Linked DNA regions of Homo sapiens: region 1 is linked to region 2. Evidence: read pairs that join two places in POLR2A ChIA-PET (ENCODE). Cell type or tissue: Caco-2. All regions are shown on one strand. Links, peaks and the distances in the headings refer to the core of each region. The heading gives the core; the rest is flanking DNA.

Region 1 (15,452 bases), core at 4,059-12,058, 170 kb after region 2:
GACTGGGTGGCTCACACAAATGCTGTGATTACAGGCGTGAGCCACCGTAATCCCAGCACTTTGGGAGGCCGAGGCGGGCAGATCACTTGAGGTCAGGAGTTTGAGACTAGCCTAGCCAACATGATGAAACCCCATCTCTACGAAAAATACAAAAATTAGCTAGTCGTGGTGATGCGTGCCTGTAATCCCAGCTACTCAGGAGGCTGAGGCTGAGAATTGCTTGAACACAGGAGGCAGAGATTGCAGTGAGCCAAGATCTCACCACTGCACTCCAGCCTGGGTGACAGAGCGAGACTCTGTCTCAAAAAATAAATGAAAATTAATGTCAGAGAAGTGAGAGGTACAGTTGTGATTAAATAGATGAGTGCTTTTTCAGATAAAGGCTGCTTCCGTTCCCAGTCACTGTGAAAGAAATGGTCACTATTATTTTTCTGCTTCTCAGCCCAAGTTATTCTCCCAATTCAACTCCTCCTCATTCTTTATTGTAGTCTACAACTTTCCTGGTACTAGTTCACTGATACTTTGCTTTGATGTATTTTAAGCTCTCAGATAAGATGATGGCGTATATGTTTTCAGGAATAGCAGAGTAAAATGGTTATTTTGTTTAACTTTTAAACCTAGCTTTTACTCTAAAAGAGTTAATAACTTTTATTCGTTTTGGCTAGTGTCCTGCATCTAGTAAAAGTTACTTAGCTTTTCCTTTCATCCTCAGGAAAAACTGATTACTTTTTTTGGGGGGGGGCAGTAAGGGCACAGAGTCTTGCGCTGTCACTCAGACTGGAATGCAGTGGTGTGATGATAGCTTACTGCAGCCTGGGCTCAGGCGATCCTCCCGCCTCAGTCCCGAGTAGCTGGGACTACAGATGGATGCCATCATACCTAGCTAATTTTTTTTTTAATTTTTAATGGAGACAAGGTCTCACTATGTTGCTCAGGCTGGTCTTGAACTCCTGGGCTCAAACGATTCTCTTGGCTCTGCCTCCCCAAGTACTGGGATTATATGTGTGAGCCACTGTGCCCGACCTGATGACTTATAATTGCTTTTTTTCCCCTCCTTGTCCTAATGTCATTTAACATTCTGTATAGTGAGAATACCAGACTAAGCTTTTCAGTCAACATTTTTCTAATGTAAAGATCTATCGACTGGACGCAGTGGCTCACACCTGTAAACCCAGCACTTTGGGAGGATGAGGCGGGCACATCACCTGAGGTCAGGAGTTTGAGACCAGCCTGGCCAACATAGTGAAACCCTGTCTCTACTAAAAATACAAAAATTTGCTGGGCATAGTGGTGTACGCCTGTGATCCCAGCTGCTCAGGAGGCTGAGGCAGGAGAATTGCTTGAACCCTGGAGGCAGAGGTTGCAGTGGCCGGGATTGTGCCACTGCGCTCCAGCCTGGGTGGCAGAGCAAGAATCTGTCTAAAAAAATAAATAAGGCCAGGCACAGTGGCTCATGCCTGTAATCCCAGTAATTTAGGAGGCTGAGGTGGGAGGATCACCAGAGCTCAGAAGTTTGAGACCATCCTGACCAGTATGGTGAAACCCTGTCTCTACTAAAAATATAAAAATTAGCCGGCATGGTGGCATGCGCCTGTAGTCCCAGCCACTCGGGAGGCTGAGACATTAGAATTATTTGAGCCCAGGAGGCGGAAGTCGCAGTGAGCCAAGATCGTGCCACTGCACTGCAGCCTGGGTGACAGAGTGAGACTCCGTCTCAAAAACAACAACATCAAAAAAAGATACTTACAGAGGCCAGGCGTTGGTGACTGGCTCAACGTCAGTAATCTCAGCACTTTGGGAGGCCGAGGTGGGTGGATCACTTGAGCTCAGGAGTTTGAGACCAGCCTGGCCAACATGGTGAAACCCCGTCTCTACTAAAAATACAAAAATTAGCGGGGCACAGTGGCATGTGCCTGTAGTCCCAGCTACTTAGGAGGCTGAGGCAGGAGAATCGGTTGAACCTGGAGGCAGGGGTTGCAGTGAGCCGAGATCGCGCCACTGCATTCCAGCCTGGGTGACAGAGTGAAACTCCATCTGGAAAAAAAAAATTTATATATATATGTATAAATGTTTAATATATATTTTATATTTATATATTTGTATATCTTTTTTATATTTTAATATATGGTTTTTAATATATATTTTATACATATAAAGAGAAAGGTGCAAGGTATCTTCTGTTCTCTTAAAATTTTTTACAATTTCAACTTTTATTTTAGATTCGGGGGTACATGTCCAAGTTTTTTTGTGTACATGGGTATATTGTGTGATTATGAGGTTTGGGGGTACAATTGTTGCTCATCACCCAGGTAATGAGCATAGTACCCAATGATTAGTTTTGCAGCCCTTACCCCGTTTTCTCCCTCCCCCTCCTAATCCCTAAGGCCTATTGTTATGTTTATGTCCATGTGTACCCAGTGTGTAGCTTCCACTTGTAAGTGAGAACATGAGATACTTGGTTTTCTGTTCCTGCCTTAATTCGCTTAGGATAATGACCTCCAGCTGCATCTGTGTTGCTGTAAAGGACATTATTTCATTCTTTTTTATGGCTGTGCGTTCTCTGCCTTCTTATGATGTCTGAGGGTTCGTATCAACCTCTGTTAGGCCATTTGTTAGGTACCCTTCATGTTGACTTTCAGAATTTCTGTGGCTTGTGAAAGTTCATGGGGTCTTAGAGCTGCTAATGTATTTCTTACCAAGAGAATGCAGATAGACTTCTGATCTCCCCAGGAAATAAGTTGGGGTTTTTAGCAATCAGTTGCCCCTTATAATGGATAGTAAGCAGTATATTAAAAAGTTGTGGGTTTAGTTATAAAATAGACTGCTGGAAATCATTCTCTTCTACTGTCTTATTCTCAGTACACATGGATTATTCCTAGTATAATAACCAGTCTACTTAACTGACTAAACTCTGCAGTGGTGAGTATAAAAGGTTGTTTTGGTTGTTTTCCTTTGGAAATTGTCTGACATATTTGCTATGTAGTCATAATCATAGGTGATAAATTACTAAACCTTAATATCTTCAAAAATTAGTGTATTCACAATTAGCTTCCATTTTTACATGGCAGGATTTTAAAAAATCTAACCTGTAATTGTGTTTTTGGGAATTTTTATTTTTCTCTATTAAGAAGTGACACAGGCTGAGCATGGTGGTTTATGCCTGTAATCCCAGCACTTTGGGAGGCCACTTGAGCTTAGGAGACCAGCCTAGGCAATACAGTGAGATCCCATCTCTGTAAAATAAAATGAACCAAGTATGGTGGCACATGCTTGTAGTCCCAGCTACTTGGGAGGCTGAGGTAGGAGGATCACTTGAACCCAGGATGTCAAGGCTGTAGTGAGCCTTGATTGTGCCACTGCACTCCAGCCTGAGCGACAGGGTGGGACCCTGTCTCAAAAAAAAAAAAAAAAGGTGTAAGAATTGACACAGGCTAGTTGCAGTGGCTCATGCCTATATTCTCAGCATTTTGTGGGGGATGAAGTGGGAGGATCCCTTGAGCCCAGGGGTTCGAGAACAGCCTGGGCAACATAATGAAACTTTGTCTTTCAAAGTTTCTAAACTTTGCATCACTAAAAAAATAGTGATGCGTAAAAAAACTTCGCATCACTAAAAAAATAGTGATGCAAAGAGAGCAATAAAGGTAAATTCGTATACTTAGGCTTTCACTTAGCATATAAACAGTGTTTTGTTTTTCCATGTTCCCTTCCTGCTCTTGTCCTGTGCAGGAACCATCTATACCTGTTTCATCTGACAAAGTCAGTGAGAATTCCTGTTTGTCTAACACTGTTTTGTATCCATTGCTGTAGAGACTACAGAAACAAAAGGCATAGTTACTGCCCTTAAAAAGCTAATACTGGGGGAAAAACACATAGAACATTATGCTACAGTTAAAACTTGTGGTCAGTTTGTACTGGTCAAGGTTGAGATGACTTTGATTTAGAAGGTGACTTGAGCTGGGAAGGGACAAGACATCAGATACTGATATAGAAGATGCCCAGCAGGAAATAGTCAAAGGTGAGGTTGGGTGGGTGGAAGGGAATGGGAACAAACTGTACAGAGCTCTGGGAGCTAAGATGGAGAATTTGGACCTGATTCAGTCAGCATCACCAATCATGAATTTTTGGAATTTTTGAGCCTCATTTCAGGAAGGTTTAATGTGGCGTCAATATTCTGGATAGAACAAGACTGGCCAGCCTGCAAAGCTGTTCTGTCTCTTCCTACCACCCTCCCCCACCCTTCCTTTGACTCACCTCAAACTTCTGGGCCCAAGCCATCCTCCTGCTTCAGCTTCTCAAGTAGCTGGAACTATAGGTACAAACCACCATGTCTGGCTTGTTCTGTTTCTTTTTTACTCTTTCTCCTTCATTCCTGGATTTAGTCAGTCACCAGCTTCTGTCAACTGATTGTACCTTCATCGTACAGAAATCCAGTACTTTATCAGAGAAGTCATTTTTGTGGGGAAAATTTATCAAAGGTTTAGATAAGATTAGATTCTAGGAATCTAATTAGAAAGCTAAGAAGCCAAAAAAGCATATATTGTTGAGTTAACCATGTTGAATGTCTTCTTGGCTGGCGGTATAAGGATACAGAGGATGGCAGTTGGCACCATGCATGTATTGTTTCATTGGGTTTTTATGATAGCCTGTGAAATGGGTACCATTTCCTTATTTTATAGAAAAGAAAACTGCAGCGAGAAGGTAGCATATCTCACCCCAGGTCACAATGCTAATTAGAAAAACCAGAATTGGGATGCACGTCTCTGACTCTTAACAGTGATTCCATTCTGCCTCTCCTGTCCGCCCTCCCTTTTTAAATATAGAACAAACATTTTCTCCATATTATGTATTAAAGCACTATTTTTGATGTCTACGATTCACACCACCAATTACCTTCAGTAGAATTGTGCTAGTTTCACTGCACCAAGGACAACATTGGGGAGTATCTTTCTTTTTTTTTCTTTTCCTCTTTCTTTTCTTTTTTTTTGAGACAGAGTCTCTCTCTGTAGCCAGGCTGGAGTGCAGTGGCATACTTTCGGCTCACTGCAACCTCCACCTCCTGGGTTCAAGCAATTCTCCTGCCTCAGCCTCCCGAGTAGCTGGGTCTATAGGTGCACGCCGCCATGCCCAGCTAATTTTTGTATTTTTAGTAGAGACGGAGATTCACCATGTTGGTCAGGATGGTCTCGATCTCCTGACCTCGTGATCTGCCCGCCTTGGCCTCCCAAAGTGCTGGGATTACAGGCATGAGCCACCATGCCCAGTCTGGGGAGTATCTTTCAAAACAACCATAGCAGTTTAACAGAGGCAAATGCTGTCACATTATTTTAGTTTAGCATTTCTTTTACTATTAATGAGGTTTGGTTTTTTTCTTATTCATCTGCCATTTGTGTATTTTCAGTCATCTATTTGTGTCCTTTGCCCAGCTTTTTCTTTCAGTGTTCATCTTTTCATTGTAAATTTTACAGTTATACATATGATAAAGAGGTTAATCCATTGTCATAGATGTTGCAGATATTTTTTTCATGGTTGGCCATTTTCTTTTTAGTTTTTGTTCAACATGTTTTTGTCATACATAATTTTATTTTTATTTTATTTTATTTTATTTATTTATTTAGAGACAGAGTCTCGCCCTGTCACCCAGGCTGGAATGCAGTGGCACGATCTCGGCTCACTGCAACCTCCACCTCCCTGGTTCAAGCAATTTCCCTGGCTTAGCCTCCCTGAGTAGCTGGGATTACAGGCACATGCCACCATACCTGGCTAATTTTTTTGTATTTTTAGTAGAGATGGGGTTTCACCGTGTTGGCCAGACTGGTCTCAACTCCTGACCTCAGGGAATCCACCCACCTTGGCCTCCCAAAGTGCTGGGATTACAGGTGTGAGCCACTGTGCCCAGCCTGGAATTTTTAATTTTATTTTATGGTGCTTAAAATCTCAATCATTTCCTCTGATTTCTCTTATTACTTAGGCTTCTAAGCACAAAGCCTTCCTCATTTTTAGAAAGCTGTTCACCTTTTTCTTTTTAAAGTTTTGTGTGTGTTTTTGTTTGTTTTGTTTCATTTTGAGACAGGGTCTCACTCTGCCGCCCAGGCTGGAGTACAATGGCACAATCATGGCTCACTGCAGCCTCAACCTCCCCAGGTTCAGGAGATCCTCCCACCTCAGCCTCCTGAATAGCTGAGACCCCAGGCGCACACCACCATGCCCAGCTGACTTTTTGTATTTTTAGTATTGATGGAGTATCTCCATGTTTCCCAAGCCAATCTCGAACTCCTGGGCTCAAGCGATCTGCTGGCCTTGGCCTCTCAGTGTTTGAATTACAGGCGTAAGTCTCTGTACCTGGCCACTAATGCTTTTTTTTTTTATTTTGATACAGAGTCTCGCTCTGTTGCCCAGGCTGAAGTGCAGTGGCGTGATCTTGACGCACTACAACCTCCACCTCCTGGGTTCAAGCAGTTGTCTGCCTCAGCCTCCCGAGTAGTTGGGATTACAGGTGCCCGCCACTAAGCACAGTTAATTTCTGTATTTTTAGTGGAGACGGGGTTTCACCATGTTGGCCAGGCTGGTCTTGAACTCCTGACCTTATTATCCACCCGCCTTGGCCTCCCGAAGTGCTGAGATTACAGGCGTGAGCCACCACACTTGGCCCTGCCAATGCTTCTTTGTTTCATACAACAGATACATTCCAAATGGATTAAAGATAACTTCTGTTTTTTTCCTACATAGTTAACTGTTTTTCTGGTACCTTTTATGCAGTAATTCTCTTTTCCCTACTGATTTAAAATGACAGCTTTTTATTTGCTAGGCTTTGTTTCTGGATTCTCTCTTCTGTTTAAATTGTCTGCCTATAGTAGTAACAGTACCACATTATATGAATTATGTAGCTTTATGGATATAGATAATAGTGTCGCTACTTAGTGAGGTTTTTTAAATGCCTCCTGGAGGAGTTTGGGGCTGGAGGGGAAGGGTTGTTTTCTTTTTGGTTTTGTTTTTCTTAGTTTTTTTTTAGACCATGTCTCACTTTATTGCCCAGGCCAGAGTGCAGAGGCATGATCACTACTCACTATAGCCTTAACCTCCTGGGCTCAGGCGATCCTCCCAGCTTAGCCTCCAGGTAGCTGGGACTACAGGCATACACCATCACACCTGACTAATTTTTTAAAGTTTTTGTAGAGATGGTGTCCTACTGTGTTGCCCAGGCCTGGTCTCAGACTCCTGTGCTCAAGCAATCCACTCTCCTCAGCCTCCCAAAGTCCTAGCAGTCAGGTGTGAGTCACTGCACCTGGCCAGTGGAAGAGTTTTATAATCTTCAAATAGACCCTGCACATTTTCAGTTCACGTTATTCTTTTTCTTGTATCTTTTTATGTTTATGTATATTTTCCTATATTTATTTAATAGATTGTATATACACTTTCAAGTTTATAGCCCATCTTGTTCCAGAAAGAACTTGAAGAAATATTTAGGAAAGACAGATAATAAGTGATATAAATAAACCAGAAAATACAAATTATAATAGAAAGTTATTATTACATGGTTTGAGAGGCAACAAATTAATCAAGCTGTAGCCAGCTAAAAAAATGGCAACATGATCCTGTTACATAGGTTTCACAATGAAAGAAAAAAATTTCCTTGAAGAAAAGCTTTTCCAAGTATTTAACTCCCAGTGCAATTTCTCCCACATATCTTTTAGTGTAAGCTAAGGCATGATGCCAAAGTGAAACTCGATAAAAGCAATTCTGTAGGGGATAAGGCCGTGTGGCCCAAGTATACCCAGCTTTCTGATGGTCTGGCATAATTCTGGGATAAAGCCTAGACTAGAATGCTGAATTCCACAGAGAGGTCAAGTCAGATGAGGACAGAAAAGCCTCGGTGGATTTACCAATTAAAGGCCATTGCTGGCCTCAGAGCAGCTCCGTAAAGTATTGGGGATCAGAAACCAAACTGGTGAGTGGAAAGTAAGGAAAGAATTAGAGACAGCAAGTGTTAAGTTGAGCGTGGTAGGAAAAAAGAGATGACAGATACTAAATCGTGCATTGGGGTTGAGGGGAGTTATAAATGGGCAAGATTTAAGCAACATAGAGCTAGCTAAGAAGTGGCTGAAGTGGCCGGGTGCGGTGGCTGAAGCGGCCGAATGTGGTGGCTCACGCCTGTAATCCCAGCACTTTGGGAGGCCGAGGCTGGTGGATCACGAGGTCAGGAGATCGAGACCATCCTGGCCAACGTGGTGAAACCTCGTCTCTAGTAAAAATACAAAAACTAGTTGGGCCTGGTGGCACGCGCTGGTAGTCCCAGCTGCTCAGGAGGCTGAGGCAAGAGAATCACTTGAACCTGGGAGGCAGAGGTTGCAGTGAGCCGAGGTCGTGCCACTGCGCTCCAGCCTGGGCAACAGAACGAGAATCTGTCTCAAAGAAAAATAAGTGGCTGAAGCAAGAGGAGGAAGAACTGATCCATGCCCCCTAAGGATACAGGCCTCTGGGGTCTCTGTGTTGGAGCCTAGGCCCTTGCATCCTCACACTCACCATTCAGCAGGGGCAGAGAAGCATTAAGATGCCAGTTTTCCTTCCTTTTAGCCCCTCATCCCCGATTGCCTGGATTGTTCTTCCTCAGTCTGGAGGAACCTCCTGTTCATCATCTACACAGAAGTTGACTGAATAATAAAATTTTTTTATCTAAGCTTCACTTTTTCACCTAGATGATAGAGAAACACAATAAGGATCTGGTCTTAGGAGCTCCATTTTATGGTGATACCACAGTCCGGACGACTAAACCACCCACTTTGCCAAGCTCATTTAGTTGGTTAGTGATGGATTGGGTATACTGGAGTTTCTGTTTATTCCCTGTCCAGTGTCATTGAGTTGAAGGTGACAGCCAAACATTAGTAGATCCTTTAGGCAGTGAAACTGGGATTGCAGATATGGATTGGAAAGACCTCTGTGTAGAAACAGTGGAAGTTAAAAGGCTAGTGTAATGGGCGGCTACGGAGCCTTGGTGTGCTCAGGGGGGCTGGTGAAAGAGTACTCAGAGACGAAGGGAGCTAAGGGAGGAAAGAGGCTTATGAAGGAATAGGATGAGTTTCATCTTGTCAGATGCCAGAGAAACTGAGATTTAGAAAGAGGGAAAGGCCCTTGGGTTGACTCTGGTGGTTCTTGATGGATGGTACCTGTGGGCCAAACAAAGGGGCCGCAGAGGGCTAAGGAGGGAGTTGAGTCCTTTTTAGTAAGGACAGATATTTAAATTTATTATTTTTTTTATTTTTTTTATTTTTGAGGAACAGAGTCTCACTCTGTTGCCCAGGTTGGAGTTCAATGGTGTAATCTCAGCTCACTGTAACCTCTGTGTCCTAGGCTCAAATGATCCTCCTGCCTCAGCCTCCCAAGTAGCTGGGGTTACAGGCATGCACCACCATGCCTGGCTATATTTTGTAGAGATGGTGTTTCACCATGTTGCCCAAGCTGGTCTCGAACTCCTGGACTCAAGGGATCTGCCCACCTCAGCCTCCCAAAGTCCTGGGATTACAGGTGTGAGCCACCATGCCTAGCCTGGCTAATGTGTGTTTTTTAAAATTTGTTTTTAGAGATGGGGTCTCCCCATGTTGCCTGTGCTGGGCTTGAACTCTTGGGCTCAAGTGATCTACTTCAGCCTCCCAAAGTGCTGGGATTACAGGCTTGAGCCATCACACCTAGTCATAAGGACAGATTTTTTGAGATAGAGCAAAGCCATATATAGAAGTGTATATAAATTCCATATATAGTATGATTTCATATATATACAAAATATATACCTTTAACTGAATAGCTGAGAAAACAGCATCAGAATATTAGGTGATTTTCGTAATCTGGAGGAAAAAAAATGTGTCCTGTAAGTAAATTAAAACCGCTTTGAGTGATATAAACTTCATTTTGGTGGCGATATTGGTCCACAAAAAATATTTGATGAAACCTAGAAGGCATGGGCGACTCAAGCAAGCATAGAGCCAAAAAATATGTAGGAATTAGAGTGAGTGGGTATGTTTTGTACTAAGAGGAACTGAGTATTTGAAAGCAGTAAAGAAAGGAGATGGATTGGAGCTGCTAGTGTCGGGAGAGGCAGCTAGAAGCGCAGTCCCCAGGGAGTGGGGAGAATGACCTGGTCCAGCCTATTGGTTACTTATTGATTCAGAGGAGAGACTCCCATCGTCTGGAAAGAAAGTAAAAGGAGAGATCCACTGCTTGATGGAATGCACTAAGGGGTGTGTGTGTGTGTGTGTGTGTGTGTGTGTGTGTGTGTTTTGTTTTGTTTTTTAAGACAGAGTCTCACTCTGTCACCGTGTGTGTGTGTGTGTGTGTGTGTGTGTGTGTGTGTGTGTGTGTTTTGTTTTGTTTTTTTTTAAGACGGAGTCTCACTCTGTCACCCAGCCTGGAGTGCAGTGGCGTGATCTCGGCTCACTGCAAGCTCCACCTCTCGGGTTCATGCCATTCTCCCACCTCAGCCTTCCCAGTAGCTGGGACTACAGGCGCCTGCCACCACGCCCAGCTAATTTTGTTTTTGTATTTCTAGTCGAGATGGGGTTTCACCATGTTAGCCAGGATGGTCTCGATCTCCTGACCTCGGGGATGCTCTGAGATTCTGAGCAGTGTATTGAGAGGCTGATGGCTTGCTACTTTGTGTCTGATTTTTCTCTATTAAAAATAGAAGCTATTGCTTTAAGACCGAGTAGATGCTGTTGTTTTGTGGACTTTATGCCATGTGTTTTTTTTCAGTGAGACAGTACTCTGTCAGCTCAACTTCTTGGAAGCACAGTTGGTTTCTATTTGTACTCTTTTGTACCACTTCTTTTTCTACCTGGTTTATAATTCTGTGACCTCTTTTAGGTTGGACTCGGTTGTTTACAAGCAATTTTTTTTTTTTTTTTTGAGATGGAGTCTCCCTCTGTCACCCAGGCTGGAGTGCAGTGGCCCAATCTTGGCTCACTGCAGCCTCCGCCTCCAGGGTTCACGCGATTCTCCTGCCTCAGCCTCCCAAATAGCTGGGACTATAGGCACCTGCCACCACAACTGGCTAATTTTCGTATTTTTAGTAGAGATGGGGTTTCACCATGTAGGTCAGGCTGGTCGTGAACTCCTGACCTCAGGTGATCCGCCTGCCTCGGCCTCCCAAAGTGCTGGGATTACAGGCGTGAGCCACTCAGCCCAGCCTGTTTACAAGCAATTTTTAACATTTTAAGTTTTCAAATTCACACCAGAGACCAGATAGAATTTTTTTCCGTTGTCTTCAAGTTGTAGCATCAAATTATATGCTACAAAATCCTGGAGACCCCAAAGATTGTTTTTCCTCTACCAATTTTATTATTGAGGATATTTAAATAGTCTGGGATTATGTAGTGACTCTGGCAGGGTCACCACATTTACATTCACAGCATCTCAATTTTTTGTTCTTTGATACCTTTTCTGAGAATGTCACTCTGAAGTAAATTGGGCTTTTTGTATGTTCCCTAGCTCCAGACATCTGGATTATCATTCCCTTTGCAGGGATACTAACTTTTGGGGCTTTTCAGGGACTGAAAAACTTCTCTTAAAAAGTTTTTTTCTGGGGGCTGGGCACGGTGGTTCATGTCTTTAATCCCAGCACTTTGGGAGGCCGAGGCCGGCAGATTACCTGAGGTCAGGAGTTCAAGACCAGCCTGACCAACATGGAGAAACCCTGTCTCTCCTAAAAATATAAAATTAGCCAGGTGTGGTGGCGCATGCCTGTAATCCCAGCTACTCGGGAGGCTGAGGCAGGAGAATCGCTTGAACCCAGGAGTCGGAGGTTGTGTTCAGCCGAGATTGCGCCATTGCACTCCAGCCTAGGCAACAAGAGTGAAACTCCATCTCCAAAAAAAAAAAAAAAAAAAGAGAAGAAAATCTTAATGGGGAAACAGTAATAGTATAAAGTTAAATTGCAAAATCTAATTCTGTGGGTCAAGGGTGGGACCTGAAGTTCTGTGTTTTTAAGAAGCCAGTGCTGCTGGTCCTCAGACCATACTTTGAATAACAAGTACAAAGTTGTGCTGTCCGGTACGGAAGCCCCTAGCCTCATGTTGCTGTTGAGAATTTAGAGTTTCACTGGTTCAAATTAAGGTATGCTGTAAATGTAAGATATAGCTGGGCACGACGGCACATACCTGTAATCACAGCACTTTGGTAGTCTAAGATGGGACAATAACTTGAGGCTGGGAGTTCAAGACCAGCCTGGGCAACACACCTCTACAAAAAAAAAATTACAAAAAAAGAAAACATTAGGCCGGGCGCAGTGGCTCACACCTGTAATCCCAGCACTTTGGGAGGCTGAGGTGGGGGATCACGAGGTCAGGAGATCGAGACCATCCTGCCTAACATGGTGAAACCCCGTCCCTACTAAAAATACAAAAACAAAATTAGCTGGGAGTGCTGGTGGGTGCCTGTAGTCCCAGCTACTCAGGAGGCTGAGGTGGGAGAATGGCATGAACCCGGGAGGCGGAGCTTGCAGTGAGCCGAGATCAAGTCCCTGCACTCCAGCCTGGGCGACAGAGGGAGACTCCCTCTCAAAAAAAAAAGGCTGGGTGTGGTGGCTCACACCTGTAATCCTGGTACTTTGGGAGGCCAAGGCGGGCGGATCAGGAGGTCAGGAGATAAGAGACCATCCTGGCTAACACGGTGAAACCCCGTCTCTACTAAAAGTACAAAAAATTAGCCGGGCGTGGTGACAGGAGCCTGTAGTCCCAGCTACTTGGGAGGCTGAGGCAGGAGAATGGCGTTAACCCAGTAGGTGGAGCTTGCAGTGAGCTGAGATCGCGCCACTGCACTTCAGCCTGGGCAACAGTGCAAGACTCTGTCTCAAAAAAAAAAAAAAAAATTAGAGGCCAGGCACGGTGGTTTATGCCTGTAATCCTAGCAATTTGGGAGGCTGAGGCGGGCAGATGACTTGAGCCCAGGAGTTCGAGACCAGTCTGTGCAACATGGTGAAACCCCACTTTTACTAAAAATACAAAAAAATTAGCCTGGTGCCTGGTATGAACCTGTAGTCCCAGCTACTCGGGAGGCTGAGGTGGGAGAATCACCTGAGCCCAGGAAGTCAAGGCTGCAATGAGCCATGACCATTCTGCTGCACTCCAGCCTGGGCAACAGAGGAAACCCCGTCTCAAAAAAAAAAAAAAAAAGAAAAGAAAAGAAAATTAATTGAGCATGGTGGCATAAACTGTAGTCCTAGCTACTTGGCAGACTGAGGCAGGAGGATCACTGGAGCCCAGGAGTTGGAGGTTACAGTGAGCTGTGATCCTACCACTGCACTCCAGTCTGGGCAACAGAGCAAGTCTGTGTCTCAAGCATAACAATTTTTTTTGTTAGTTTTGTTTTTGTTTTGTTTGTTTGTTTTTGAGACAGAGTCTCGCTCTGTTGCCAGGCTGGAGTGCAGTGGCGCGATCTTGGCTCATTGCAAGCTCCACCTCCCAGGTTCACACCATTCTCCTGCCTCAGCCTCCCAAGTAGCTGGGACTATAGGCATCCGCCACCACGCCCGGCTAATTTTTGTATTTTTAGTAGAGACAGGATTTCGCCATGTTAGCCAGGATGGTCTGTATCTCCTGACCTCATGATCCACCTGCCTTGGCCTCCCAAAGTGTTGGGATTACAGACATGAGCCACCATACCCGGCCAACAATTTTTTAAATTGATGAAACCTTGAAATGATATTTTGGACATACCAGGTTAAGTAAAATAGATTACTAAAATTAATTTCACCAGGGTTTTTTTTTTTTTTGTTTTTTGTTTTTTTTTTTTACTTTTTAATATGAATTTTTTTTACTTAAAATTACATATAATGTGGCTTATGTTTGTGGCTTGCATTATATTTCTATTGAACAGTGCCAGCCTAGAGAATTTATATTCTAAAGATAATCTGTCTGAACAGTACTGAGTATATAAAATTAATTATAGTTAGGATTATGCTTAGTCTTTTACAATCAGAGGTATAAATGGGATTTTTTTTTTTTTTTTTTTTTTTTTTTTGAGACAGTCTCGCTCTGTCTCCCAGGCTGGAGTGCAGTGGCGCAATCTCGGCTCATGGCAAGCTTCGCCTTCCGGGTTCACGCCATTCTCCTGCCTCAGCCTCCCGAGTAGCTGGGACTACAGGCACCCGCCACCACTCCTGGCTAATTTTTTGTATTTTTTAGTAGAGATGGTGTTTCACCGTGTTAGCCAGGATGGTCTCGGTCTCCTGACCTCATGATCCACCCGCCTTCGCCTCCCAAAGTGCTGGGATTACAGGCGTGAGCCACCACGCTTGGCCTAAATGACATCTTATAATAAAAATACTAGCACTTTGCTCATTTTTAATTTATAGGTGAATTATAAAGCATTCTACAAATGTTCTTTGATCCCCACCTTCTGCGGTAACATTTTTTTATATTTGTCCCCACTGTCATGGAACAGCATAGTAAGAAGCCTTTGCATTGGATGTTGTTGTATTTTTCTCTTGGTTGTTGAGAACAAGGGACTAATGAAAGAAAGAAGGTAATGGAAGAATAAACCAAACTGGCAATCCAACAACCTCGGGAGTTTACCTTGAGCCTTGTTTTTTTCCAGGCAGATGGTGGGGTTTGCTGAATCTGTCCAAAAGTATATGTTGCTTCAAGCCCGGCTTTTGCCCTTAAAGAGCTTTCACACCCAACTGGGAAAATAGATCGTTTTGAGAAAATTTTAAGTGCTAAACTGTGTCCTTATTTTATCAGAAACACATTTGGAGCAAAGTAGTGGCCACAAGAACCTCAGAAAGCTTTGTTGTGCCAGGGATGAGCTGGTGTTGAGAGGAGTGGATCAGACGTAAAGTACAGAGTGAAGACAGGGAGATGACAGTAGGAACTGTGTCTGGATGAAAAGACAGCTTGACTGAAGGGGAGAGTGCTAGAGGGCAAGACATAAATCTGAATAGGTTATCATGGGGTCAGGTACGAAGGGGCTTTGTGAGCCAGAAGGGTGGTAAGTGCATCATGTAGTTTTTGCAAAAGTAGAGACACACTTTTTGAGGAAATTAAGTCTTCTTCTTTGTGAAATGAGTGAATCTTTACTTCTCTGCCCAGAAAGCATAAGTGGTTTTCCATTGCCAGTCATCTGAGGTATTTTGTTATTCAAGACCATCCAAACTATGGGGGGCAACCAGCACATCTTTCACCTGTCTTACTACCCTCTCCTCTGTCCTGTGCTTTAAGCCAGTTCTTTTTCTTACTCATAACTAATTCCCACATGTATTTATTGTACCCAGAAATCCAAACCTTTCCCCTACAGAATACATCCTCTGCCCTCCACTGTCAAACTCTGCCTTTAAATGTCCTGCTCACGTTTCAGGGTTCCGTTCAAATTCCACATTTATGAAGCATTTTTCTATCACACCTGGTTATGTTATCTTTCTCCAAACCTATGTAATTTCACCTTGAACCATTGTGCTACCTATTTTGTCC
Region 2 (15,452 bases), core at 5,966-13,965:
AGGGGGACCCATTTCCAACTTCTGACCTCAAGAACTGTCAAGATGACACAATTGGCAGTGATTTGTTTCAGCAGCAATAGGAAATGGATACAGTGGTTTGCAAACAGGGTTAAGTGCACATATATATGCCCAGTGAAAGCTGTTTTCAATTGAAACAAAAATCCAAGAGACAGCTCAGATTCCTTTGACATCTTTTATTTTTTAAGCGGGCGGGAGGGGGGTGGTTGGGGGGGCAGGGGATGAGTTCTCTCTCTGTCACACAGCCTAGAGCAGAGTGCCGTGATCTTGGCTCACTGCAGCCTCCGTCTCCTGGGCTCAAACGATCCTCCCACCTCAGCCTCCTGAGTAGCTCGGACTACAGGCATACACCATCACACCTTGCTCGGGGTTTTTTTTGTTTTTTTTTTTTTTTTGTACTTTTGATACAGACAGGGTCTTGCTATGTTGCCCAGGCTGATCTCAAACTCCTGAGCTCAAGCCATCCACCCACCTCAGCCTCCCAAAATGCTGGGATTACAGGCATGAGCCATGGCGCCTGGCCTCCCTTGACATCTTTTTGCATGACTCCAAGCCAGGTTCTGTGAGAAGATGATTCTCTCACCCCAAATCTGCTTTTGAAAAGCACAGGCAGTTTGATCATGCTTTTTTTTTTTTTTTGAGACGGAGTCACCCAGGCTGGAGTGCAGTGGCGCAATCTTGGCTCACTGCAACCTCCACTTCCCAGGTTCAAGCAATTCTCCTGCCTCGGCCTCCTGAGTAGCTGGGATTACAGGCCTGTACCACCACACCCAGCTAATTTTTGTATTTTTAGTAGAGTTGGGGTTTCACCAGGTTGACCAGGCTGGTCTCGAACTCCTGACCTCAAGTTGATCATGCTCTTTCTGAGTCTGTCATCCTTGTGTGGTCCCCAATCCAGAAGCTGACACTGCACAGGGCATCACCGACTGAGGAAAGTCACACGTTGCCTGGCAGGTGCCAGAGAAATCTTTCTAAATGTGAAAACACCACCTCATCAGCCTTGCTTAAGAGATTCCAGGGCTCCCTTTTGCCTTTAGGATCAACTGAAATGACAAAGTGTGGCTTCCAATGCCCTGCTGGGCAGGCTTCTGGTATGTGGAGCTTCTTCCTGTCCTCTGTGACGATTCTGCAGCTCCTGGAACTGGCAACATCTGTTTTCACCCTCAGGCTTCTTCCCACAGGGTTCTCTTTAACTTGTGCTGTTCCAGCTCCTCCCGACAACACCCCCTCCCCAACCTGGCCAATTTCTATGAAAACTTGAGACCATTTTATAGAAGTCAGCCCCTTGGGCAGGACTTGTTCCTAGCCAGAGCTGCAGCCAGTGATTCGCAAGGGAGGTCTGCCCAGGATAGAACAGCCAAGGGCCACAGGGAGAAAAAGGCCAATTGTGGTTTTCCAGGTGTGCACACACACATGTGAGCTGACTTACAGGGCTCCTGGGAGCTGCCAGAGGTGACTCCACAGGGACAAAGCTGGATCAGCCCACCCTGGGCCTGAACCAACAGATACGTCCATAATTAGAGCCAGTGTGATCCCAGGGTTCCGGGCACTCTTCACCTGTCCCAGGGCAGGTTAGTGGTTCAATCTTCATGGTGCCAGTTATAAGATGGTGACCTTGGGTAATTTTTTTTTTTGAGGCGGCATCTTGCTTTGTCACCCAGGCTGGAGTGCAGTTGCACAATCTCGGCTCACTGCAACCTCCACCTCCCAGGTTCAAGCAATTCTCCTGCCTCAGCCTCCTGAGTAGCTGAGATTACAGGTGCCCACCACCATGCCTGGCTAATTTTTGTTTTTGTTTGTTTGCTTGTTTGTTTTTGTTTTGCTTTTTTTTTTTTTTTTTTTCCTAGTAGAGACAGGGTTTCACCATGTTGGCCAAGCTGGTCTCCAACTCCTGGCCTCAAGCGACCCGCCCGCCTCAGCCTCCAAAAGTGCTGGGGATTACAGACGTGAGCCACTGCACCCAGCCATAAATTCTTCAACTTTAATAATCTCAATTTGCTTGTATTTGAAATGGGGGTAACAATAGCTACTGCCTAGGGCTGTGATGAGGCCTGAAAATGTGGCCATGCATATAGAGCACCCAAAGAGTGCTCGATGGGTAGTAATCACTGGTGCCTCCCATCCAGACCGTCCTTGTCTTTCTACCAGGAAATGATGCTGTCCGCATCATCAACGAATGGAAGTAAATTTAATTATTAAATTAGACTGGGTGGGAGATGATCAGCCACAGCTCTCGCTCTCTGGGCCCACTTCGTCTGGGTCACAGTACCCTCTCCAATGGGCCCTGGATGACTCAGCCCATCCACTTGGCGTGTCTTCATGGCCACCAGCATCTCTTGCCCTGGCTTTCTGACTGGCTCTTGATTTCCACGGGGGCCCTCCCTGTCCCCGTCCCCACCCCTATCAGTCCATTCTCCTTACAGCCTGTGGCTGTCTTAGAACAAAAACAAAATTTAAAAAATCCACGCCAAGCTGATTCTTTTACTTCCTGCTTACAACCCTCAACAACACTCCCCACTCCTTAGGGAGAGGTATTTCCATATACCATGAAATTGGAATAGAAACCTCCTCCTCACTGTGGCCACCGCAGTCTCCAAGACCTTGCGTGCCCCCTGGCTCAGGCTGACCACAGCTCTGTCTATCCCACGGCCTTTGCATTTGAAGCTCACACTACCTGGAAACTTACTTCCTCTGGGAAAGCCCTCTGTGGTCCCCAGAATAGAGACCATCATTCCCATAGCACCGTGGGACTCTGCTTTCTCGTTCCTTCTCTCTGGGTCTCCTTGATTGTGTAATGATCTGATAAGGGCCTGTCCCTCCAGTCAGACAGAAGAGGAGGGAATTATTATTCCTCCCACAGGGGAGGAATAATGTTTGTATTGTTTACTATTGCTTCCCTAGCACAGAGCCCAGAACATACTAAGCACTCAAGAAATGTGTGTTGAGGCTGCTGTAATCCCAGCACTTACTAAGCCCAGAACATACTAAGCACTCAAGAAATGTGTGTTGAGGCCGCTGTAATCCCAGCACTTTCGGAGGCCAAGGTGGGAGGATTGTTTGAGCCCAGGAGTTCAAGACCAGCCTGGGCAACATAGCAAGACCCTGTGTTTACAAAAAATTTAAAAATTAGCGGTGCATGATGACGCATGCCTGTAGTCCAAGCTACTCAGGAGGCTGAGAAGGGGAGGATCCCTGGAGCCCAGGAGTTCGAGGCTGCAGTGACCTATGAGTGACTGCACCACTGTAGCCTGGGCAACAAAGCAAGACTCTGTCTCTAAAAATAATAATCATAAAGAAAGAAATGTGTGTCAAACACGTGAAGAATAAAAAAGGATAGCGCTACTTATAGGAATTCTTCTGTGAAGCCTTGTGTAAATAACCAAATTATTTTTGTGTAAAAATGGACTTTCCTATATTATCCCACCTCTTCAACATAGTAAATCTATTTTTTCCATGTTCCTTGTTAAGCTTTTTGTAAAATTTGCTGCATTCAAGGCACTTTCCTCCCATTAATTTTCTTCCCTGTTAAGTGGTTTTTACGACCACTTCATGCTTTAAGCAAGAAGTGCCATTTAGTATTTAAAATATTCTCTCAGCTTTCTTGGTGAGATCTTTGGCAACCTTCCTACTGTTGATTGTAACTGGTGCGACTTGGAACACGATGTCACTCTTCCAGAACTCTTCTCAGACCTAGATAAAACTTACTCTGTGTCACCAGTTGGGGACAAGGTGTTTGGAAACAGTACCTTATGCAACAGAACTGCTGGAGGGCCGCCCCTCAGAGGCAAATGAAATAAAAATCATGGTGTGTGGAAAATGTGCCCGCAGAGTCCCAGGAACCAAAGATTTTAAAGCTTCTCTGCCAGTAATTCAGTTTTTATTTTATGTTTCTTGGAAAACTGAAGTCTTGTGTTTACCACGTGTCACCTAAGATGCAGAAAGGGGGAAAAAAGTGATCCTGGTTGGTGAAGATTTCCATTTCAATGGCAGCCTGGTCCAAGCTGTTCTCTTGCAACTGACTCCCGCCTCTCCCCCACCAGCCCCCTCCCGCCCCTGCACAGGCTCCCTGGGGAGGGGTATTTCCTTTCAGTGTGAAATCTGTCTTTTTGCTCGCTCATTTCTATGGGGAATGGCACATCCATGCAAAGTTGTTGGCTGCTCTTATTTTATTTCAAAAATGTGCTGGCCTCAGACACCTGAAGTTTTCCTCGAATACTTTAAAGCAAATTATGTGCAGGAACCTCTCAGACCTGCTCTCACCGGAATTTCCTTTGAGTGTTCATATCTCAGAGCCTTATGTAACCTGACACAATTATCTGAAAAAGCTTGGAATCCAAAAGAAAGGTGTTCTGAGCTAGGAATGAAGGTCAGAGCTGGGAAAGAAGTGCTCTCCCTTGCCTGGGGACTGGGTCACACTTCACTACGACAATGCCCAATTCACGTTCCAAAGAAAAAATACTAAACCTCTGGCAGGGTGACCAGTGGGTACACTCGCCTCATTTCTCTGAACAAGGAATCGCTTAATGAGGGCTCCCGGGGCATTACAAAGCCTTGGACCTGGCTGGCGGTTAAAAATATTTCGATAACCACCTCCAGCTTCTGGCCTTCCCAGGATGGAAGCAGGAGTGGCTTGGGCCCCTTTAGGAGAATAACCCCTCCGCTGACTGCAAAAATCAACCCAGCTGGACAGTTGGGGTCTCGTGCCGGAGGTCAGTGCTGCAAATGGGGTATAGGTGGGGGTCTGGAATTCACATTTTTATACCAAGTGGTTGGTCTAGGTGATTTGACTCAAGCCTGGCCCAAGACTCCCCCGCCCCAGCCCACTCCCAACACAAGGCGGAAGGAGAGCGAGGACATTAACTGTAAGTACAGACCTAAAACTGGGGGCAACCAGGAGATGACCCCGCATTCTGGAAAGCCCTCAGGCCAAGAAGCTCTTTTTCTTCTTGAGAAATATCAACCCTGCTCGATATTTGCATACCAGCGGTGAGGGACCTCCACGGAGCAGAGGCACCACTCATAGGTGGTTGACTTTTCAAGGAATTCGCTGGAGAAAATTGTACGCAAGGCTGTGAACAAAACCCCCCTCCATCTGGTTTCAGTTTATTTAAAAAAACAACACACACAGTCCTCCCCACCAGCAATCAGAAGACAGCCACAGCTTCCCCAGGGGGCGTATTAGCCACCAGGGGTGGGGCTGAATTATGTATATGCAAATAAATTAAAACAGCCAGCCAACAGCAACTAATTTTTGTATCTTTTGCAGTTGTTGTGCCAAGAAAAGGCCTGAATCAGGGTGATGGAAGCTGTAAGGAGACAAGTTTGGAATGAGTTTTAACAATCAAGTTGCCTCAATTCCGTCGTTGGGAGACTTGTTTTTAATCGAGCAGCAAATAGCAAAAGGTCGGTAGCCTTATCCTTATGTATAGGATAAGGATAATGATAGTACCTACTTCATAGTGATGACGTGAGGATAGTAAATAAAATAAAGACCAAGCAAGCTAAGCACAAGGACTGGCATGCCACAAACACACAACCACACTGGAGGATACAAGACGGATCCTAGAAGGATTTCATCCAGAGTCAGTCAAGCTCTCCCTCCAAATGCTCTCAGCTGAGGCTTGCTTTCCGCCTGGGACTGGTCCAGAAAGCCCTGCAGAACATACTCTCTCTGTTTCCCAAACTCAAGGACCCTAATCCCCAAACATCTGCCTTTAATCCTGGAGACAGTAAAAGTTCGGAGGAGGGTGCCAGACACAGGCTGAAAACACAAGTGATGCTCCTGGCTTTCTGTGTCTTACTGCCTCCCTCTCTGGTAACTGGAGGGGAGGTTTCCTTCAGTTCCGTAACTGAAGGGCCTGGTTTCCAGGTGCCCAGCCCAGATGGGATAGCTCTGAAAAATGGTGGAGGCAGGGGCGAGTTCAGTTCATGCCTAGGGTAATCAGAGGGGAGTCGGCAACCTCCAGGGCTCCCACGCTACAGGAGCAACATGCTGGAGCCCACAGGCTTCCACCTGCCTTGGGGCTCAGCCTTTGCATGTTCAGGGGTGCCTCAAGCTCAGTTTGTTTGAACAGACCTCTGCTCCGTCCCTCATCTGGATGCAGGAACAAGACTCCCAGCCTCAAGAATCACTTGAAGCCAGCAGTTCAAGACCAGCCTGGGCAACATAGTGAGACCCCTGTCTCTACAAAAAATTTAAAAAACAATAGCCAGGTGTGGTGGTGAGTGCCTGTAGTCCCAGCTACTACGGAGGCCTGAGATGGCAGGATCGCCTGAGCCCAGGAGTTCAAGGCTGCAGTGAGCCGTGATTGTGCCACTGTACTCCAGCCTGGGTGACAGAGCAAGACTCCATCTCTAACTAAAAGTAATAATAATAATAATAAAGTAATAATCATAATAAAATTTAAGAGTGATAATAATAATTTAGTCAGCCTCCACTCTTCCCCAGATCCATTTCCTGTCCACCTGGGATGGGGGTCTCATTTGCTCAAAACCATTCCAAGCTCTCCTTTGCCCTCAGGATGAAGTCTAAGATGCCACAGGTGACCAACACAGCCCCGTATTAACACAGTTCTCAAGAGCCCAGACTTTGGGTTCAGGTACACCTGAGTTTGAATCTTGGGGCTGGTCCAAGACTCCAACGCAAGTGGAACTTGAGAGCTTGAGCAATTCCCTTCACCTCTGGAAGCCTCAGTTCCCTTGAATGTAAAATGGTGATAATGACAACTACTACAAAGGCTATGATGAGGTATCTGCACCCAACCCAGGGCTTGGGACACAGCAAGAGATTTGGAGGCCAGTGCATGGCATGAAGATTGAGGATGTGGTGGGGCACGATGGCTGCCAGGACCAGCTTTAGACATGCTGAGGCTGAGGGGCCTATGTGTGTCCAAGGGAAGTGTCCAGGGGCAGCTGGACATGTGGGCCTGTGGTCAAAAGGGAGAGCTTGGCCAGAAAGCAAGCAGGGAGGTCGCCAGCATGTGAGTAGAAAGATGAGCTCATGGTGTGGGGAGGGCCGAGGGTGAGGCCTCTACAGCCAGAGCTTCACCCACAAGGAAGAGAAGCTGGAGAAGGAGGCTGAGAAGGAGAGGCAGTGAGGTCGGAGGAAACCCGGCAGCCGTGGCTTCGCAGGCACCCAAGGGAGACAGGGCTTGGGGCAGGAAAGAGAGGTCAGCAGGGCCGAGGCTTTGAAGAGGCCAAATTAGCTGAAGCCAGAGATGAGTCTATGGGATTTGGGGACTAGGGGGTTACGATTGGGAGCTGGTCCCAGGCAAAGGCTGGGAGGGGAGAGTGGTGATGGTGATTATGGACAACTTTAGAGAAATGCAGCTGAAAACAGTAGGAGAAAACACAAGAGAGATGCTTTTTTTTTTTTTTTTTTTTTTTTTTTGAAACAGAGTCTTGCTCTGTCACGCAGGCTGGGGTGCGGTGAGTAGTACAATCTCGGCTCACTGCAATCTCCGCCTCCCACATTCAAGAGATTCTCCTGCCTCAGTCTCATGAGTAGCTGGGACTACAGGCATGCATCACCATACCTGGCTAATTTTTGGATTTTTAGTAGAGGCAGGGTTTCGCCATGTTGGCCAGGCTGGTCTCGAACTCCTGACCTTAGGTGATCCGCCTGCCTTGGCCTTCCAAAGTGCTGGGATTACAGGCGTGAGCCACCACGCCCAGCCACAAGAGAGATGCTTGTGGAAAGGGATACGGGCTTGAGGTTCCCAATGGGTGAGGCTAGCGCCAGTACACTTGCTGCTGGGGCCAGTAGTCAGTTGCTATATCTGTGGTGCCCAGCACAGGGCCTGGCATGCAGTAGGAACTCAATACAAGTTTGTTGTCTTTGAGGACAGGGAGCAATGGGGTCTAGGACCCTGGCCACTGGCAGGAAGAGGGACCCTCTGCCATTCTGCCAAGAGGAGGCATGGTGGGGGTGAAGGCGTGAAGCAGAGTGCAGGGCAGGGGCTCCTTGGGAATCTGCAGCCTCTTAGCTGCAGAGGGAAGAGGAGGTGACAAGTCAGTGCTGAGTGCTCTGCTCCAGGAACCCAAGTACAGTCAGAGGACAGAGCGAGAGGGCTCCTGGAGTCTGCCACTTGGTACCCCCTACTGTAGACATCTGTTCCCCTCTCCTCAACCCAGCAGCCGGTGGGTTACCTGGTCTTTAGCTCCTTCAGAGCCGTGCTCTCCCTACACGGCCAGCAGAGGGTACCAGTGAGCTGCTGGACTCCGCTGGAGGAGACCAGAGCCCGCCTGCCCACCCCTTTGTCCTCCAGAGCCTGGGGCGTGCTAAGGGTTTGGTTAACCAGGTTTCTGACCAAGGCGGGTTGGAGGCTGGGACAAAGGACTAAGGGAGGCTGTGGGCTGAGGGCTTAGGGGCCGAGTGGCTCAGGTGCTCTGCTCCTGGTCACCCTTCATTCCTCTGCCCTGCCAGGCCCTGCTTTATCTGTTGAGGCTCCTGCCCACTGCCCCTCTCCGCTTCTCTTCCCTGGAGGCCCCTGACAGCCTAGACTCCTGCTTCTAGCAGAGGCTGGTTTTCTGCCCCTAGGCAGGCACGACTTGGCAACAGGCCTCAGACAGGGCTGGGCCAGCTTCTGCCAGCAATGACTGCCCTAACCACCTTGTACTTCTAGAACGTCTCCACCTAATAAGGGATAAGGGGTCAGTGGTTGAGGAGGCCACAGGAGCTGGAGCATAGGTCCTGGGAAGGAGGAGGCTTGGACTAGGAAGTGGGATGAATGGGCAGGGGGAGTTTATATAAAAATGTGGCAGATGGTCCAGTCCCACCAAGACCCAAATCCCATAAGACTAATGGCTCTGCCTGAGGTGGCACGAGGTTCCAGAAGCTGAGCTGGAAACACCCCCTTCCTCATCCTAACCATGTTATACTCTTCAGCCAAACGCAAATCCCAACATCGCCTCCTGGCAAGTCTGTCCCCATGGTGGCCTTCACGGTTCCTTCCCAGGACAGTGTAGGACCCTGCTTCTGCCTCTTTCCTTATCTTGCCTTCCTGCCCCATCCCCCTACTCTTCAACTCCTGCTTTAGCAAGTGCTGGTTCTATCTGTGTTGCCTTGACCTTGAAGGCTCCCCAGGACCCTCATCTCAGCTTCTACTCCCTTCCTCACTCCAAGGGGAAGACTCCAATGGACTGAGGCTGGAGAAACCACAGCCAGACTCTTGGTGTGGTGGCTAAAGCTGGGGGGTCTGGCCAATCCAATCTCTACAGCTCAAATCAGGAAGTCAGGCCAGGGGTGCTGTGTCTGCCTCCAAGCCTGGGCCATACATTCACCGCAACAGGAATCAGTGACTTTGGAAAAGGAATGTTTCCCTGAGTTTCTAGAGGCAGGATGACCCAGACCGAAGGACAGAGAGTTACCAGAAACACACACAATGCACACAAATGTACTCACTTGCACACACAGGGTCATGGCATAGGGAGTGACACAACCAAATGGCCTGGACAAGCCACAGAGTCCCATGGACACAAGTGCTTACAAACACAGGCACACAAGGTCATGTACCCAAGGTCAGGCACACACACCCTCCTCATTCAAGTCCTGCCTCCCAGGTCTGGGGCTTGCCTGTCATCTGTCCTTAGGAGGAGGGATAGGTGGAGGCACAGGAGTGGCTCAGGGCAAATTGGTCCTCCACCCAGAGACTCTCCCTTTAGGTGGGTCTGGCTCCCAGCCTCCCCTGAGATTTCCCTGGCTCACCAGGGGGCTGTGTCTGGTGGCAGAGAGGGCTTTGGAGGAGGCATTGCCCTGAAACCCTGGCAGAGCCTGGGCACCTAAGAGAGAATGAGCAACAGGGCTAGGAAGTGTGACAGGGAGTCCACAACCTCCCAGGATCTTGGGAGGGCAGGGATGAGGCACTGAGCACGGCCTGGAAGCCCACGGGAAGCAGGGACCCCTCTGTCGAGGGCTACACCTACTGCTCTCAGCATCAAGCCTGCAGCCAGGTACTGGCACCAACTCCCAGTGCCTGGCAGAGCCCTGGCATGGATGCTAGGCACAGGGTGCCAGACACGGGGGTGGGCAGGGTGGGGGGCCACTGGGCCACACACAAGCATGGAGACCTTCACACACGCAGGCAGAAAAATCCACCCACACTCATACCACTTATTTTACCCCCTGGGGGTTCAGGGGAGCAAGGCAGGGACCACCCTGTCCTAGAGGCTGCCTTCACCGACGTCCCTCTGGCCTGGCTCTTGGGGTTGGCGGGGGTGGGCCATAAGTAATGGGAGACCTAGGTGCTTCCTCTGACACCCCACCCTCCACTGACCCCCACACACATACATTTGTGAGGCAGGAAGTGGGGTTGTGCGTCCCCAGGTTTAAGCCCTGGAAGGAAAGGGAAAGACGGGGCAGAGACTCCAAGAACCGGGAGCGGTCGTCCTGTTCCCCCGCCAGCCCCTGTCCCAGGCAGGTTTTGTGGCCGCGAGCTGCTCAGGGGTGAGCGCGCCTTAGGGTGTGTGCGCCAGGGACCTGGCGCAGCCGACCACGTGGGAGTGCGGCGCGTGTACGGGCGCGGGCGGCAGCGGCAGCGGCAGCGGAGACCGGGTGAGCACCGGCTGGTTCCTCGCGGTGTTCCTGCAGGCTTGGCGGCCGCGGTGGTGCGATCAGCAAAGGGCACCGGGATGCCGGTTGTGCGTGTCCTCAGGTGTCCCGAACAAGCGTGAGTGGCATGTGCTCACCTGAGCGCGGCGGCTTGGCGGCCCCGGGCGTGTGGGTGGGGGCGCGGCGGAGAGCTGAGGCCGGGCACCCGGGCTGGACCGACGGGCCCTCTCCCAAGCACCGCCCGCAGCCAGGCGGCTCCTCGAGCGCAGCAACTTTGGGACTTTGTTCCGGCTTTTTCCAAATCGAATCTGGTCGAGGGGGCGGGGCGGGGGGGGAGCACCTGCCCTGCGGGGGGTGCCGGGAGAGAAGTGAAGGAAAGCCCCGCCCCCGCCCCTCCCGCTCCCCGCCCTCTCCCCCGCCCCCGGGGCTCTTCATAAGCTCGGCCCGAGGGCGAGCAGAGAAAGCGAGTGTCCCTCTCGCGCCCCAGGCCGGTGTACCCCCGCACTCCGCGCCCCGGCCTAGAAGCTCTCTCTCCCCGCTCCCCGGCCCGGCCCCCGCCCCGCCCCGCCCCAGCCCGCTGGGCCGCCATGGAGCGCTGGCCTTGGCCGTCGGGCGGCGCCTGGCTGCTCGTGGCTGCCCGCGCGCTGCTGCAGCTGCTGCGCTCAGACCTGCGTCTGGGCCGCCCGCTGCTGGCGGCGCTGGCGCTGCTGGCCGCGCTCGACTGGCTGTGCCAGCGCCTGCTGCCCCCGCCGGCCGCACTCGCCGTGCTGGCCGCCGCCGGCTGGATCGCGTTGTCCCGCCTGGCGCGCCCGCAGCGCCTGCCGGTGGCCACTCGCGCGGTGCTCATCACCGGTGAGTGCGCGGGTCGCGGAGCGCGGGGACTCCAGGCTCGAGGGCGGGACTGGACACTCAACAGGACTGACTCCCCATGGGCACAGCCAAGGCGGGCTCCTCAGCGCAAGAGTGGGAGAGTTCTCCACCCCTGGGTGCAGGGAGCGAGCCAAATAGGGAGCGCCGGGCACCTCCCCAAGCCCGGGTTCACTACCTGCCGCTGCGGGGAGTGTTGGAGGGAAAGTGAGACAGGGAGTGGGCCGGTTCGAGAAGGAAACTGACTGGTGGCTGAGAAGAGGGAACCTCCTGGAGTTTGAGAGTTTATGCCATTCCCTTCCCCAAGAGAGCAGTCTCAGGGGACTTCGGAGGCCTTGAGAAGGGAGGATCGTTACCCCTTGAACTCTGCCTGACATCCCCACCTAAGATACCCATCTCCCATTCCTCGGGCCAGAGGGAAGAGCTTAGATGGGGAACTTCCCCACCCCACCCATCCCCCACTGGCTGGGATCCTTGGAGTTCAGAAAAGCTAGAGGTCACCGTGAGGGGCAGCTGGACATTCAGCTGTCTTTCTGTCTAGCCACCCACTGCCAAACTGCTGAGGCAGTAGTTTGGAGCCTACACCCAGCACCCCACCCCCAAGCCCTCCTGGTCCTCTGTGCCCAGGAAGGAGCTCTTAGAGAGCTGGGCTCAGGTGCCTCTGGCCGCCTAGCTGAGCTCCTTTGTCTGGAGCAGGGAATAAATCTGTCACCAGAGGGAGGGAAGGGGAAGGGGGGGGGGGGCTGGAGGCCCGCCGGAAGTGGGGAGGGGGAGAAAGGCCAGGGGGCACTGACTCCATTGCATCGTGGGAGGAGCAGCCTGGTCTCTCGCCAATACCCACGGCTTTGGACAGGTGCTCCAGGCTTTGTCCTTGCGCTGGGCCTTTGCTGGGGCAGCCAGCAACCTGGCTTCTCAGAGACCTCGGTCTAGTAGGGGCCCTGTGTGATCAGATGGGGCTGGGAGAATTTTCCGGAGGAGGAAATCCTTGAGTGGGGCCTTGGAGCATGAGTGGAGATAAGTGGAGTATGAAAGGGATCTCGGATCAGAGAAAGGATGTGGGACAAAGGCTTAAGGCAGGAGTACACACGGTCTCTGTAGGGGACAGCCAGTCTGGGTGTGGGGGTGGGGAGAAGGGGATATGAGGTGGTTTCCTTGGGAGGGGCCATGAATCAGGTAAGAAGCCAGACTGCTGAGGCAGAGTAGGGGGGAAGGAGGCACAAGGGCCTTGCACTCCAGCAAAGATGGTAGAGATGGGGAAGCATTCGGGCTGGACAGGAGAGACCCAGGTTCCAGGCGCAGTGTGAAGCCTCAGCAGACCCCAGTTTCAGAGGTTTGAGGAAGGAAAATCAACAGACACCCCGGGTATGAAGTAGGGGCCAGGTTGTGGGCTCTGCCTCTGGGGACAGGGCAGATCCCTTCCTGCTTTATTTGTGAGCCACCTCAACAGGACCCAGGCCATCTGCAGGTACTAGTGGCCTAGCTGGGTAGTCTTTCCTGAGGTCTCACCTCAGGCCTTTGTGCTGCTGCTGTTGCTTCTGGCCTTGAGCCTGAGAGAGAGGTGAGAGGAAGGATGCTTTCTCTAACTTGGGCTCCTCCAATCTCTGGTTGCAAAGCTGGGGTTGGGGGAGAGAGGACCACCCAACCTGCCCTGTACAAGCATCAGTAAGACTCCAAGTTTCCCAGGGCCCGAACACTTGGGGGTTGTCTCTCAACACCCGGCTGGAAGACAAGTAGGTAACCAGGTTCAGCCCCACCTGCCAAGAACACTGTGTTTTGGGCCTGGCAGAGCTGCTACTCCCCCTCTCCCTCCTAAGAATGCCCAGAGAATCACTTGCCAAGGCTACTCCTGGAGCTCAGCTGTGGGATCAGGGTTTGGGCTGAGGATCAGGTGCCTGTGTGCACACATGTGCACATGTGTGTGCCAATGGGTGGTAGGGATTGAGCCCGTTGTGAGAACATCCAGCCAGGTTGGAAGTGTGTACAGGTATCTGAGGGTGTGCACGTGAGCAAGAGGGTGTGCAAGATGTGGGTGACTGTTGGGACCACAGAGCTGAGGCCTGTGGTCAGCTCAGGTCAGAACTGGGAGGTCTGTTTCCCTTGGGAGGACCTGTCTGCTCTGAGGGGGACCCGGACAAGTGCACATATGCATGTGTGTGTCTACACACACACACACACACACACACACACACACACACACACATATGCTTGCCTCCCTCTCCAAGGCAGACTTGCCTGGGAAGTACCCCTCCTCAGCAGGAGCTCGAAGACCCCTGCCCAGTGCTGTTTTCAGTAGAGGGAGTGGAGCTGAGATGGGGAGACCGTACTGAGCGGTCCAGGAGTAGGGAAACAGAGCTGCTTTGCAGCTTCTGTTCCAGAAGATGGGGGTTGGGGGGCGGGGTTGAGGGCCAGGGGTGGGAGCAGGAGCAGAACAGAAAGCCTCCCTGCTCACTGGCCTTTCCCCTTCCCTCACTGGCTGCCCATGGAGCCAGGATCAGCATGGGAACAATCAAGGAGGCAGGGGCTTATCAGTACTATGGACCCCTACACTGGCTCTGCCTGGTGGTTCTTCTCTTCGCATACCAAAGACAGAAATTAAGCCTCCAAGAGTGGTAACTGACCTCGGTCACACTTGGTGGGTGTGGGAAAGGATTCAAATGTAGGTCTGTTCTCTTCTTCATCTATCATGGTCCCTGTCCTGGAGGCAAGTCGTCTGGGGCTCAGAAAACACCCCTGTTGCCACTGATTGGAATTCCAAGGGTCTGGGTGAAGTGGGGATGGGCCTCCAGCTTGCCTCCAGCCTGAAAAAATAGTAGAGGGTGTTGAGGCTGGGAAGGGAGGTGGGGCTCATGTTGTACAGGGCCTGAGCCAGGGAGCTTGGGCTTCATTCTGAGTACTGTGGCAGCCCTGGGAAGGTTTGTAGCACAGAGGGATATTGTCATTTTTGGAAAGATCCCTTTGGCTGCTTAGGTAGAGAAGGGCTTCAAGAGGGCAGGAAGGGACAGGACTACAGAAGGGGCTGCTTCAGAGTCCAGATTAAGGAAGGAGAGGCCTGGGCAGTCAGAAAGGAAGAGAAGCCGGATGTGGTGGCTTGTATCTTCAATCCCAGCACTTTGAGAGGCCAAGGTGGGAGGATCACTTGAGCCCAGGAGTTCAAAACCAGCTTGGGCAACATAGTGAGACTCCCATCTCTCCAAAAAAATTTAAAAACCAGCCAGGTAGACTGGGCGCAGTGGCTCACGCCTGTAATCCCAGAACTTTGGGAGGCCGAGGCAGGCAGATCACGAGGTCAAGAGTTAGAGACCAGCCTGACCAACATGGTGAAACCCCGTCTCTACTAAAAATACAAAACTTAGCCAGGCCTGTGGTGATGCGCACCTGTAGTCTCAGCTACTCAGGAGGCTGAGGCAGGAGAATCGCTTGAACCCGGGAGGCAGAGGTTGCACTGAGCTGAGATCACGCCACTGCACTCCAGCCTGGGCAACAGAGTGAGACTCCGTCTCAAACAAAAAAAAAAAAAAAGAAAAAACCAGCCAGGCGTGGTGACACAGGCCTGTAGTCCCAGCTACTCAGGAGACCGAGGAGGAAGGAATGCTTGGGCCCAGGAGGGGAGGTTGCAGTGAGCCAAGATCATGCCACTGCACTCCAGCCTGGGCAACAGAGCGAGACCCTGTCTCAAAAAAAAAAAAAAAAAAAAGAGAAAGGGAGGCTCCTACTAATACTGTGCCTGTGCCTGTGAGCTGTGGCCTGAAATCAAGAAAGCAGAACCACACTGGGGCCTGGGACTGTCCCAGACCTGACCTGTGTGAATTTGGGAAGCAACTTAGCATTACTAGGCCTTAGTTTCCTCTTCTGTAAGCCACATTAGTGGGGTAGCCACGGGGAGTCAGGCAGATGACAGCTGTCACAGAGTTACTGCCCAGGGCTCAGCTAGAGGGACACAGCCTGCCAGGGATGGGCCTAGGGAAGGAGTTAGGGTTGTTGACTGCTGGTGGCTTGGTTTGCAGGGGCCTGGATCCCA

Evidence for each region. ChIA-PET counts read pairs that join two places held together with the same protein. Peaks named below come from ENCODE experiments on the same cell type or tissue, not always from the same donor. Only the 100,000 strongest peaks of a DNase experiment are listed, where the experiment ranks them.
Region 1: POLR2A ChIA-PET joins it to region 2 with 14 read pairs; 2 of 35 experiments call an interaction of 5 or more read pairs at or near these places.

What each region holds. Positions count from the first base shown.
Region 1 is chr16:67,590,989-67,606,440 of GRCh38, forward strand. The region is part of intron 2 of CTCF (CCCTC-binding factor); the gene reads left to right. Among named protein-coding and RNA genes, the nearest start is that of CTCF, 36 kb to the left of the region's middle. In Caco-2, for the core only: no CTCF peak of the experiment used is centred there; no DNase peak of the experiment used is centred there.
Region 2 is chr16:67,420,095-67,435,546 of GRCh38, forward strand. It overlaps HSD11B2 (hydroxysteroid 11-beta dehydrogenase 2), which reads left to right and starts at 11,027. Exons shown (of 5, transcript NM_000196.4): 1 at 11,027-11,419. The coding sequence starts at 11,155. It overlaps LOC124903702 (a long non-coding RNA gene), which reads left to right. Exons shown (of 2, transcript XR_007065093.1): 2 at 5,285-6,437. RefSeq lists enhancers at 840-1,411, 4,131-4,725, 7,921-8,455, 8,456-8,990, 15,392-15,452 and silencers at 972-1,266, 10,696-10,745, 10,966-11,145. In Caco-2, for the core only: a CTCF peak has its summit at 8,216 (motif pointing right); DNase peaks (open chromatin) are centred at 8,237, 10,817, 10,937 and 11,397; H3K4me3 peaks cover 2,304 bases.